2 separate regions of the Homo sapiens genome follow, and region 2 is linked to region 1. Evidence: chromatin contacts called from ENCODE Hi-C or POLR2A ChIA-PET data. All regions are on one chromosome and are shown on one strand. The core of a region is the stretch at or near the end of the contact, and the rest is flanking DNA. Distances in the headings are between cores, read along the strand shown. Region 1 has its middle 160 kb from the start of SIPA1L1. Region 2 has its middle 77 kb from the start of RGS6.

The links. Hi-C counts contacts between places; a loop is a spot of excess contacts on that map. ChIA-PET counts read pairs that join two places held with the same protein, here RNA polymerase II (POLR2A). Pooled maps may share reads with other maps.
Region 2: a loop to region 1 is called in a pooled map, with 3 times the contacts of the local background. The contact joins two enhancer-like sites. A Hi-C loop is called at or near these places in 4 of 50 pooled maps. POLR2A ChIA-PET finds 5 or more read pairs at or near these places in 2 of 52 experiments (H1 and activated T-cell).

Annotation. Positions count from the first base shown.
Region 1 is chr14:71,161,483-71,167,873 of GRCh38, forward strand. No RefSeq gene overlaps it. Among named protein-coding and RNA genes, the nearest start is that of SIPA1L1, 160 kb to the right of the region's middle. Within about 2 kb of position 3,954, at least 5 of the 41 ENCODE cell types and tissues checked have a DNase peak (open chromatin) inside an H3K27ac peak, as active enhancers do.
Region 2 is chr14:71,852,722-71,859,112 of GRCh38, forward strand. No RefSeq gene overlaps it. Among named protein-coding and RNA genes, the nearest start is that of RGS6, 77 kb to the right of the region's middle. RefSeq lists an enhancer at 3,541-3,610. Within about 2 kb of position 3,615, at least 2 of the 41 ENCODE cell types and tissues checked have a DNase peak (open chromatin) inside an H3K27ac peak, as active enhancers do.

The DNA.
Region 1 (6,391 bases), core at 2,704-5,203:
AAATGATCTATCCAACAAAGGGTTAATCACTAAACTATATAAGGAACTCAAGTCAATAGCAAAAAAATTGAATAATTTAATTTAAAAATGGGCAAAAGACCTGAATAGACATTTCTCAAAAGAAGACATACAAATGGCCAACAGACATATGAAAAAATGCTCAACATCCCTAACCATCAGAAAAATGCAAATCAAAGCCACAATGAACTATTATCTCACCACAATTAAAAGGGCTATTAGCAAAAAGACAAAAGAAAAAAAAACATAATAAATGCTGGAGAGGATACAGAGAAATGCTCATACACTGTTGGTGAGAATGTAAAGTAATACAGTCATTATGAAAAACAGTATTGAAGTTCTTCAAAAACACTAAAAATAAAATTACTATATGATCCAGGAATCCCATTGCTGGGTATATATCCAAAAGTAAGGATTTAAGTATATCAAAGATATATCTGTAGTCTCATGTTTATTGCAGCACTATTCACAATAGCCAAGACATGGAATTAACCTAAGTGTCCATCAACAGATGAATGGATAAAGAAAATGTGGGACATGTACACAATAGAATATTACTCAGCCTTAAAAAATAATAAAATCTTGTCATTTCCAGCAATGTAGATGGAACTGGAGGTCATTTTGTTAACTGAAACAAGCCAGACACAGAAAGATATCACATGTTCTCACTCATATGTGGAAGCTAAAAAAAAAAAATGTGGATCGTACAAAGGTACAGATTAGAATGGTAATTACCACAGGCTGAGAAGGGAAGGAGGAATGGGGCATAAAGAGAAGTTGATTAATGGGGACTAAAATACAATTAGATGGAAGAAATAAGTTCTTCTATTCAATAGCACAGTAGGGAAATTATAGTCAATGATTTATTGTATATTTCAAAATGGCTAGAAAAGATGAATTATAATATTCCCAACAGAAAAATGTTTGAAGTGATGGATATTCCAATTACCTGTATTTGATCATTGCACATTGTATGCATGTATCAAAATATTACATGTACCCCCAAAACATGTATAACTATGATATATCAATAAAAAATAAAATATAATTTAAAATTTTAAAAATAACAATAAAAAACTCTTTCTAATGGAAATTGCTATAGGAAACATGTTAATGAGAATAATAGCTTGAATTGAGAAGAAAACATTATTAAAACTAGTTTCTTTCTTTCTTTCTTTCTTTTTTTTTTTTGAGATGGAGTCTTGCTCTATTGCCTAGGCTGGAGTGCAGTGGCAAGATTTCGGCTCAATGCAACCTCCACCTCCTGTGTTCAAGAGATTCTTGTGCCTCAGCCTCCCAAGTAGCTGGGATTACAGGCACCCACCCACCACGCCATGCTAATTTTTGTGTTTTTAGTAGAGACAGGGTTTTACCATATTGGCCAGGCTAGTCTCAAACTCCTGACCTCACGTGATCCACCCCCCTCAGCCTCCCAAAGTGCTGGGATTACAGGTGCAAGCCACTGTGCCCAGAGCTGCATAGCTGGAAAGAAAATTTTAAAAGCCATAAACAAACAAAAAGCATTTGAAGCATTGGAGTTTATACAGTCCTATTAAAGAAAGAATATTGGATACATAGGTTAGATACAAAACTGGTTAACATGCTACAGGGCAATTAACCCTAATCTTTGAGGTTATCTTTTCTACTGGATGGGAATCATTTGCATCTACACAATTCTGCAGGCTAACATGTAACTTCAGAGTTTGAGCCCTCAGTTAATAGTAAACAGGATAGTCAAACAATATAGTACATTCTCCCAGAAGATTAATAATTGTTAGGCAAGCCTGTTAATATTTCAGCACAACATTGAAAGGACATACAAATATCTTCTTGGCCTTATTTCCAGGCTTTGGATAGTTTTCCTTATTATATGTCAGGTCACCCTTAACAGCCATAGCAGCTTGTCAAGGGCACAGCCCAGGGATACCGAACAGATCCTTCAGTGTCAGGCAGGTGGGGAGAAGGTGCTGAACGCGGAGGTAGAACACCAAGGGAAAAGGGCCACACTTTCTAGTTCTCTATATAGGAAGACCAGTTCCTGGTTAATCAGATAGTCTGCCTGCCTGCCCGCCTGGCTGCTTCCTAGGTACCCACAGTTCTCCAAAAACAGGCCCCAAGGAATGTAACCCCTTCTCTGAACTCTATTGCTCTGTCTTTTGCTCATGGCCCTTTCTGCCTGTGACCTCTGGATATTTTAGAATGCACAAATGTGTTGTCATTTTCAGAGTATTTGCTTTTCTTTCACTTCCTGTAGCCTCTACTATGTCCACCAAGTGTGTAGCACACAGCAGATGCTAACGGGCACGGTGCACTGCACATCTCTTTCCTTATCAAAGGCACATACGGACCCTCCATTCTTCAGACATGCGCTCAACATCCCCCTTCTACATTTCCTCCCACATAGACTGTGATCTCTCTCTCCGCTCATCTCCACCCACTATGATCCTACCCACACTTTCAGACACAGCTCTGATGCCACCCTCTCCAAGGGAGTTTCTTCTCCCTACTGGCATGTGTCTCCCTATTCCTAAGCAGTTTTTCTCTGTATTGGGGCCTCCTTTTTACCCTGCCATGGCCCACGGGTATTTACACTTCACATTGCCCAGGGTAGTGGGCTCCCAAAGACAAGAACCTGGTCTTCATCACCTCTGTCTGTGTCCAAGGCACCTAGTGATGCTAAGCACATGTTCTCTGGCTCAGGCAATGGCAAAGTGAGCTCAGGGGTGGCTTTTTCTGCCTTCAGCAGCAAATTCTGTCTTGTTTGCTGTTGGCAGCACTTCAGGGCCCATCACCTGCAGGAGTCAGACCTCAAAGGTGCTGAGCAGGGGACATATGGCGCTTGTCCTCTCCCGACTAAGGGAGTCCTTGGTGAATGGCTGATCTCAGCTGGAGCATGTCCCTTTCTGCTTAATCAGCTGTTCCTTACATTCTCTGCTGGTGGGAGGCGGGGTGGGGGGTGAGAGGGGGGTGGTAAGTGAGGCAGCTGCTGCCTTTGCTATGGCTATGATTCTGACCTGCAGCCACTGCAGGATCTGGAGCCGGGACCTGATGTCGAGGCCTAGAGTCCCTCAGTGCACACCCAGAGAGCCCAGTGGGTCGCATGAGCTTCTGCTGGGAAAAGGCCTGGCCTTTCCTGTGCAGGTGGATGCTCCAGGAGAAGGAGCAGAAGCTTCATAGCGGCAGAGAAACTCTAGATGCAAGCTGCTCAACTTGTGGTCCACGAACCACCAGCAAGGACACCAACACATGAAGCTTATTAGACACACAGAATCCAGGGTGTCATCCCAACCTCCGGAATCAGAACCTGCATTTTAGGGAGAGCTTCTAAGTCATGCGTATGCACATTAAAGTGTTAGAATCACTGGTCAGTTAATAGCCAGGCTCATTTGTAAGTGTCCAGCCCTACTGCTGCAAACCAGTATATGAATTTGCAACAGCTACAATTAAGCACATCGTTAATTCAACCTGGAATGCTCTAAGGCAATATAGCTGAGAGTTGGATGGTGTTTGATTGTTTTATAGCAAGAGACCAGAAATGCTCAAATGCTGCCTTATTTTTCACACACACAAAGTGACAAGTACAGAGTAGGAATGAATATACCATTTTATTAATAGCTGAGCCAGAACCCAGTAACCTCTTTGCAGAATGGTGGTAAAAGCTGGGTGGGCGTCCACAAGCCATACAGCCTCATCCTACACCTGAATCTCAGTCTCAGGCTGCATGGAAAAAGGAACCTGAGGGCAGAGCTCCCTGCCAGGGCTTGCCCTTGGGCTGACTCTCAGTCACCCTCCCTCACAGGCACAGCGATAGTGGGGAGAGACAGGCAGGAATGTGGGACTGAGCATGCGATGATCCTGCTCACCAGTAAAGGGAGAAGATGAATGTCTGGAAACTCTGACCAATCTGATAAGCAATGCCTTCTCCCTCAGGGCCACCAGGAAGGCCCAGCCAGAGGCAGCCCCGGCACAGCTGCAACAGGGAGGGTGTGGCAGTAGAAATCGGCTTCATAGGTCTTTCATGGCCGCAGCCCCTGTGCTGGCTGAATGCTGAGTCCTCAGTGGACATCTTGTCCTTATCTACTCACGTGTCCCTAAACACTTGCTTTTGAGATACTTTCCTTTTTTTAAATTGCTTTATTGAGGGAAATGTACATACTATAAAATTCACCCATTTTAAGTGCACAGTTTAGTGACTGTATCTATGATTGCTGATACAGTTTATTGTCAGGGTTGTGCAACATCCCCACCACCTAATTTCAGAACATTCCCATTACTCCAGGAAGGAACCGCATGCCCACTTCCTGTCACTGCCCCCTGAACCCCAACTCCCGGCAACTACAGATCCACTTTCTGTGTCTCTAGGCTGGACTTTCCTGAGTGTCCAGACGCTTTGGCGTTCAGGAACTTTCCTTATCTCGATTTCCTTATCCCTCTCATCTGCCGGTGTTTTCTCCTGTCAGGGGAAGGAGTGATTTAGAAATGCCGGGAAGTAGCACAGTGCCTGGCACATGGTAGTCACGCAATACATACTTTAGACTGATAAAAACCCGGGCTGCCATTTTAAGAGTATTTGCGTCTTGTAAGGGTGGAAAGGGGTGATCTCAAATGAATGAGCCCTTTAATGGGAGTATTTCAGACCCCGTAGCTCTCACAAACCCACACCACTGGGAAGAGTTTCCCCTGCCATGGGTGAGACTGGCATGCTCCTTGACTCTGAGGATGTCATGTCTTTTAGAACAAGGTGCTCCCTGTCCACAAAGTCTTCAGATTCAGAACCATTTCACCCCCAATCCCTGACTCCTTGCTTATCAGCACCTGCCCTGCCCTTTGACTCCCGGGGTCAACAGAGTCTCTCTCGCACTCTACAGGTTCCCACTTCTCCAGGATTTTGAGTCTGAGTTCCTGCCCATTTTCCCCAGCCTGCCAGGCCCTCTGATGTGGAATTTTATTGTGCAGATTGCCTGGCAAATCTTCCAGCCCTTTTCCAGGAACCCTCCTTCTTTTGGGCAGCACTTACCTTCCTGCAACAGTTATTAAGTAACTGTCTTTCTGCTTCAAATTAACCTGCTCTATCCTGCTCTGGGAGGTGGAGGCTGGAACTTCATGAGCAAATTTCTGCTTTCCCAGCTGCAAAGCTTTTCCTGCTGAGGCTCTGCACATAGGGGGCATTAGAGAGACGCAGAAAGGCAAGAGAAGGTGAAGGAATTTGCTGCTGCTTAGGGTTTTCTGTCTACTTGTGTTCTGAATTTTATTTTAAGCTCTATTGAGGTATAATTTACATACTGTAAATTCACTCCTTCTAAGCTTCTTAGTGTACCATTTAATAATGTTAGTATACTGACAGAGCTGTGCAACCATAGCTACAATCAGATCTTACACTATTTTCATCACTCCCTAAAGTAACTCTGTGCCAGCCTCATCCCCACCCTAGGTGACCATTAATCTACTTTCTGTCTCTGCAGTTTTGATTTTTCTGGACACTTCATTTAAATGGAAGCATACACTTCACTTGGTGTCCTGTTGCATATGACTTCTTTTACTTAGTGTGATATTTGTGAGGTCTATCTGTGTACTAGTATCAGTATTCTGTTCCTTTTTTTTTTTTAGATAGGGTCTCACTCTCTCACCCAGGCTGGAGTGCAGTGGCACCATCTCGGCTCACCGCAAGCTCTGCCTCCCAGGCTCAAGTGATTCTCCTGGCTCAGCCTCCCAAGTAGCTGGGATCACAGGCGCGTACCACTACTGCTGGGTTAATTTTGCATTTTTAGTAGAGATGTGGTTTCACCATGTTAGCCAGGCTGGTCTCGAACTCCTGACCTCAAATGATCCACCCACATCGGCCTCCCAAAGTGCTGGTGAGAGGTGACAGCGTGCTGGCAGTCCTCACAGCCCTCGCTCGCTCTCGGCGTCTCCTCTGCCTGGAAGCCCACTCTGGCCGCGCTTGAGGAGCCCTCCAGCCCACTGCTGCACTGTGGGAGCCCCTTTCTAGGCTGGCGAAGGCCGGAGCCAGCTCCCTCAGCTTGCAGGGAGGTGTGGAGGGAGAGGCGCGGGCGGGAACCGGTGCTGCGGGCGGCGCTTGCAGGCCAGCGCGAGTTCCGGGTGGGCGTGGGCTTAGCGGGCCCCGCACTCGGAGCGGCCGGCGGGCCGCAAGCCCCGGGCAGTGAGGGGCTTAGCACCTGGGCCAGCAGCAGCTGTGCTCAATTTCTCGCCTGGCCTTAGCTGCCTCCCCGCAGGCCGGGCTCGGGACCTGCAGCCCGCCATGCCTGAGCCTCCCCACACTCCGTGGGCTCCTGTGCCGCCCGAGCCTCCCCAACGAGCGCCGCCCCCTGCTCCACGGCGCCCAGTCCCATCGACCACCCAAGGGCTGAGGAGT
Region 2 (6,391 bases), core at 2,365-4,864, 690 kb after region 1:
AGATTTTGGGGCAATGTATGGGCCAGGGGACATCTTTTAGGCAGAAAGTACAGCAAGTACCGAGATGTGGAGGTGAGGAAGAACACAGTTGAAGAACTCAAGAAATTAGAGAACCTTGCTGGCAGTAAGTTGGTAACACTACTCTAGGCTAGAAGAAATTTAAGCAACATAACAGTCAAATGCAGTGACCTGATTTTGTTTAGGTCCTGTTTTGAAGAAACCAATTATAAAAAGACATTTTTGAAACAATTGATTTTTTTTTTTTTTTTTTTTTTTTTGAGACAGAGTCTTGTTCTGTCACCCAGGCTGGAGTGCAATGGCATGATCTCGGCTCACTGCAACCTCTGGCTCCCAGGTTAAAGTGATTTTCCTGCCTCGGCCTCCCAAGTAGCTGGAACTACTAGCTTCCGCCACCATACCCGGCTAATTTTTGTATTTTTAGTAGAGACGGGGTTTCACCATGTTGGCCAGGCTGGTCTCGAACCCCTGACCTCAAATGATCCACCTGCCTCGGCCTCCCAAAGTGCTGGAATTACAGGCATGAGCCACCATGCTCAGCCGAAAATTTGAATATAAAGTGAGTATTAATACCACTGATTGTGATAAAGGTTTTGTGTTTATACATAAAAAGTCTATTAGAGAGATATATGGAAGGACTTTGGGGTGAAATGGCCTGATGACAGGGATTTTAAGAAATATTCACAAAAAAAGAAGGCTGACCAAAAGGAAGACATGAAGCAACTGGAGCAAAAAGTGAATAATTGTTGAATCCAAGGATGGGTGTATTGAGTTTTTTTATATTATTCTCTTTTCTTTTGTGTACTTTTGAAAACTTTCTTAATAAAAAAGTTAAGGAAGAATGTTGGACTGCATCAAGTCTCTTGTCTCTGCTTTTATGTGAAATTCAGCTCATGATTAATCCATCCCAAGAGCTGTGTACAAAGCAATATTTTCCATCTTTGAAGACAATTTAGAAGTCCTTGACAGGAGGTCACTCTGAGCCCAGTGGATCTACGTGCATTTCCTTTTATTGGAAAGAGCGGAAGAGCAGTGGCTTCAAGGAAGTTTTACTCCATTTCTTTTTTCTTTCTTTTTTTTTTTTTTTTTTTGAGACTGAGTCTTGCTCTGTCACCAGGCTGGAGTGCAGTGGTGCTATCTTGACTCACTGTAACCTCTGCCTCCCGGGTTCAACCAATTTTCCTGCCTCAGCCTCCCGAGTAGCTGGGACTACAAGCATGCGCCACCACGCCCAGCTAATTTTTTTTGTATTTTTAGTAGAGACGGGGTATCACCATGTAGACCAGGATGGTCTGAATCTCTTGACCTCATGATCCACCAGCCTCGGCTTCCCAAAGTGCTAGGATTACAGGCGTGAGCCATTTCTTAAAGCAGATGTGTCTGAGCTGGGGGATGAGGGTCTCTCATCCCAGCCCAGACCCTCATCCAGGACCCCCGCTTCCCCCGTACTAAAGGCGCAGCTAGGACTGCAGCTTGCTGAACAGTGTACTGCAATGGACCCGAGAAGAATGCGCACCTTTGTGCTCCTGGTTTGGAATCAAGTATATGCAGTAGTGGCCTTCGATGGTGAGGATTACAGATTTTTTTCATGAGGAACACATATTATATCTCTGAAAGAATCAGTAATAAGGAAATTAGGACAATAAGGAGCAGATCATTTTGGACCCACTATTTACCAGCTCTGTAGCCTTGAGAAAGTTACGAGGTCTCTTGAGGTCTCATTTCATCATCTGTAAAATTATTTAACCTACTCGATTGGGTTGCTGTGACAAATTTAATGAGATAACATGTATAGTCTTGATCTCATCGCAAGCTATAAGAAGTGATACACAAATGTCAGTTGCATTTTTCCTGAGCTGGACTTCCTAGTATTCTCTCCTATTTCATAGGTGGCTTTTTAAGCTTATCTTACCTCTGAGCTTCACATTTGTTTGGTGCTGAATTAGAATTTCCATGTGGTGGTCCCTGAATTTTACTGCTCCCCCAGCACCCTGTCTTTTTCTCTCATGCTGAAAGTAGCCTTTTAACATTTGCCTTTTAACCTGGGTCTTCCTTCTTTTTGCCTGGAATGGTTGTTTTTTTGTTTGTTTGTTTTTGAGATGGAGTCCCACTGCAAACTCTGCCTCCCGAGTTCAAGTGATTTTCCCTCCTCAGACTCCTGAGTAGTTGGGATTACAGACGCCCACCACCAGGCCCAGCTAATTTTTGAATTTTTAGTAGAGATAGGATTTCACCATGTTGACCAGGCTGATCTTGAACTCCTGATCTCAAGTGATCTGCCCGCCTTGGTCTCCCAAAGTGCTGAGACTACAGGCATGAGCCACTACACCCAGCCTTCTGCCTGGGATGTGGATGTGATTCCCAGAAGTGCAGCTGCCATCTTGCCACCATGAGGTAACCTAAGGGTGTCAGAGCAGAAGGATAAAAGGAGCTTACGTCCTTCATGGCAGTGTGGGACTATACTAGAGCTTGACTACTCACCAAATCTCACCTTGAAAGAACACACACTTTAAAATTTAAAACTCCAATTGTCTCTAAAATAAGAAAGAAAGAAAGAAAATAGGTTCAGGTGAGGAAGTATGGCAGAATGTTGATAATGATGAATCTGGGGAATGGACATATTGGTTCACTATACTTTTCTCTTTAATTCTGTGTGTGTGTGTTTGAAATTTTTCATGACAAAAATTTAAAAGAAAATTGAACTTCACCAAATTTCTTATCTTGATTATTATGTGAAGCTCCAGGTTCTAATCAAGCTCTTCCAAGGGCAGAGGACAATGATTTTCCTGTTGGCCAACTTTTCATTGGCTGCATCCCAATACCCCAGGCTTGCCTCAATATTCCTGCTGTGCTGCTGCCCCCTGCTGGCCTCTGCCATTTTGTGTGCCTGAAGATAAGCTTCCCCCCATGTCAGAGGGCTGTGAGCTCCCTCCACTGAAGAAGGTTTTTAAAGATTAGACTCTTGATTTTAGATGATGTTTAATAAATGAATGTCCCTTCTATTCCCAAATTCTTAATGCCTGATTTTTAAAAAGCATGATGGGCATGTGGGGAGATACAAGAGACACAGAAGCCTCTGCCTTTGCGGTTCATTTTGTAGGAATGAGGATTCATAAAATGTACCACCCCCCATTCTGTCTCAACTGATGCCCCATCCCTCCTTCCATTTTCATCCTTCCAATTTCTTCATTCTCTGTTTGATGGACATGTTATAGGAAATATGTTTCAGAAATACCATCTTTTTAGTTTTTATTTAATCTTAGATTTCCTGAGTGTGATGCTGGAGAAATATTTGTAAACAAAATACCTACTTCAGATGGACCAGAAGAGAGAAAGGACTGGTACAGGTTGCTGAAGACAACCTTGACTGTGTTTTTAAGGTGTGCCCACGTCTGCTAACCCCAGGGAACTATTGAACACAACATATTTGACTGGTTTGCTGATTTCCAGAACAGCCAATAGTAGTGTAACTGAGCAGAGAAACAATGCTGTTAGAAGGGGCACGGTGAGAGTGAGATCGGCCCTTCGGTTTGCGTGGGAGCTGGGTGAAGCTGGTGACTGCTGGCTTTCCCCCGCTTCCCTGACAACCTGCATGACTCAGCAGAGGCAGCCATAATCCTGCTAGGTACACTACTCTATTGACCTTGCAACATCACCCCCATACCCCACAGCAGCCACAGCAAGACCTGCCCAAGGAGAGTCTGATCTCAGACATGCTTAGCCCTGCCCCGACCTGATGGGCCTTTCCTATGCACCCTGGTAGCTGAAGACAAAGGGCATATACTCTTGGGAGTTTTAAGGCCCCGCCCACTGCCATTTTCTCTCAATACTACCACAGCTGATGCTTTCTGGAAAGCACCACCTCCTGGCAGTAGGCCAACCAGCACAAAAATAGAACATTAAACCACCAAAGCTGACAACCTCGTAGAGTCCATTTCACCCCCTGCCACCTCCATGGGAACAGGTACTGGTATCCACACTGAGAGACCCATAGATGATTCACATCACAGGACTATGTGCAGACAATCCCCAGTACCAGCCCAGAGCCGGGTAGACTTGCTAAGTGGCTAGACCCAGAAGAGAGATAACAATCACTGCAGCTTGGCTCACAGGAAGCCACATGCATAGGAAAAGAGGAAGAGTACTACATCAAGGCAACACCCCATGGGACAAAAGAATCTGAACAACAGCCCTCAGCCCTAAACCTTCTCTCTGACAGAGCCTACCCAAATAAGAAGGAACCAGAAAACCAACTCTGGTAATATGACAAAACAAGGCTCTTTAACACCCCCCAAAAATCACTCTTGCTCACCAGCAGTGGATCCAAACCAAGAAGAAGAAATCCCTGATTTACCTGAAAAACAATTCAGGAGGTTACTTATCAAGCAATCAGGGACGCACCAGAGAAAGGCAAAGCCCAATGCAAGGAAATACAAAAAACGATGCAAGAAGTGAAGGGAGAAATATTCAAGGAAATAGATAGCATAAAGAAAATCAACCAAAACTTCAGGAAATATTGGACACACCTATAGAAATCCAAAATGCTCTGGAAAGTCTCAGCAATGGAATTGAATAAGTAGAAAAAGAAATTCAGAGCTCGAAGACAAGGTCTTGGAATTAACCCAATCCAACAAAGACAAAGAAAAACAATAAGAAAATAAGAACAAAGCCTCCAAGAAGTCTGGGATTATGTTAAGGGAACAAACCTAAGAATAATCAGTGTTCCAGAGGAAGAAGAGAAATCTAAAAGTTTTGAAAACATATTTGGGGGAGTAATCGAGGAAAACTTCCCTGGCCTTGCTAGAGACCTAGACATGCAAATAAAAGAAGCACAAAGAACAGCTGGGAAATTCATCGCAAAACGATCATCATCTAGGCATATTGTCATCAGGTTATCTAAAGTTAAGACAAAGAAAATAATTTTAAGAGCTGTGAGACAAAAACACTCAGGTAACCTATAAAGGAAACCTATCAGATTAACAGCAGATTTCCCAGCAGAAACCCTGCAAAGCTAGAAGGGATTGGGGCCCTATCTTCAGCCTCCTCAAACAAAACAATTATCAGCCAAGAATTTTGTATCCAGCAAAACTAAGCAACATATATGAAGGAAAGATGCAGTCTTTTTCAGACAAACAAATGCTGAGAGAATTCGCCACTACCAAGCCACCACTATAAGAACTGCTAAAAGGAGCTCTAAATCTTCAAACAAATCCTGGAAACACATACAAACAGAAACTCTTTAAAGCGTAAATCACACAGAACCTATAAAACAAAAATGCAAGTTAAAAAGCAAAAACAAAAAAAAAACCGAGGTATGCAAGCAACAAATAGCACAATGAATGCAATGGTACCTCACATCTCAATACTAACATTGACTGTAAATGGCCTAAATGTTCCACTTGAAAGATACAGAACTGCAGAATGGATAAGAACTCACCAACTAACTCTCTGCTGCCTGCGGGAGACTCACCTAACACATACGGACTCACATAAACTTCAAGTAAAGGGGTGGAAAAAGGTATTTCACTCAAATGGACACCAAAAGCGAGCAGGGGTAGCCATTCTTGTATCAGACAAAACAAACTCTAAAGCAACAGCAGTTAAAAGAGACAAAGAGGGACATTATATAATGGTAAATGGCCTTGTCCAACAGGAAAATATCACAATCCTAAACATATGTACACCTAACACTGGAGCTCCCAAATTTATAAAACGATTACTAATAGACCTAAGAAATGAGATAGACAGCAACACAATAATAGTGGGGGACTTCAATACTCCACTGACAGCAGTAGACAGGTTATTGAAACAGAAAGTCAACAAAGAAACAATGGTTTTAAACTATACCTTGGAACAAATAGACTTAACAGATATAAACAGAACATTTCATCCAACAACCACAGAATACACATTCTATTCAACAGTGCATGGAACTTTTTCCAAGATAGACCATATGATAGGCCATAAAATGAGTCTCAATAGATTTAAGAAAATTGAAATTATATCAAGTACTCTCTCAGACCACAGTGGAATAAAACTGGAAACCAACTCCAAAAGGAGCCTTCAAAGTCATGCAAATACATGGAAGTTAAATAACCTGTTCCTGAATGAGCATTAGGTCAAAACCAAAATCCAGATGGAAATTAAAAAATTATTCAAACTGAATGACAATAACGATACAACCTATCAAAACCTCCAGGGTATAGCAAAGGTGGTGCTAAGAGGAAAAGTTCGTAGCCCTAAATGCCTACATCAAAAAGATTGAAAGAGCACAAACTCATATTCTAAGCTCACACCTCAAGGAACTAGAGAAACAAGAGCACACCAAACCCAAACCCAGCAGACGAAAGGAAATAACCAAGAGCAGAGCAGA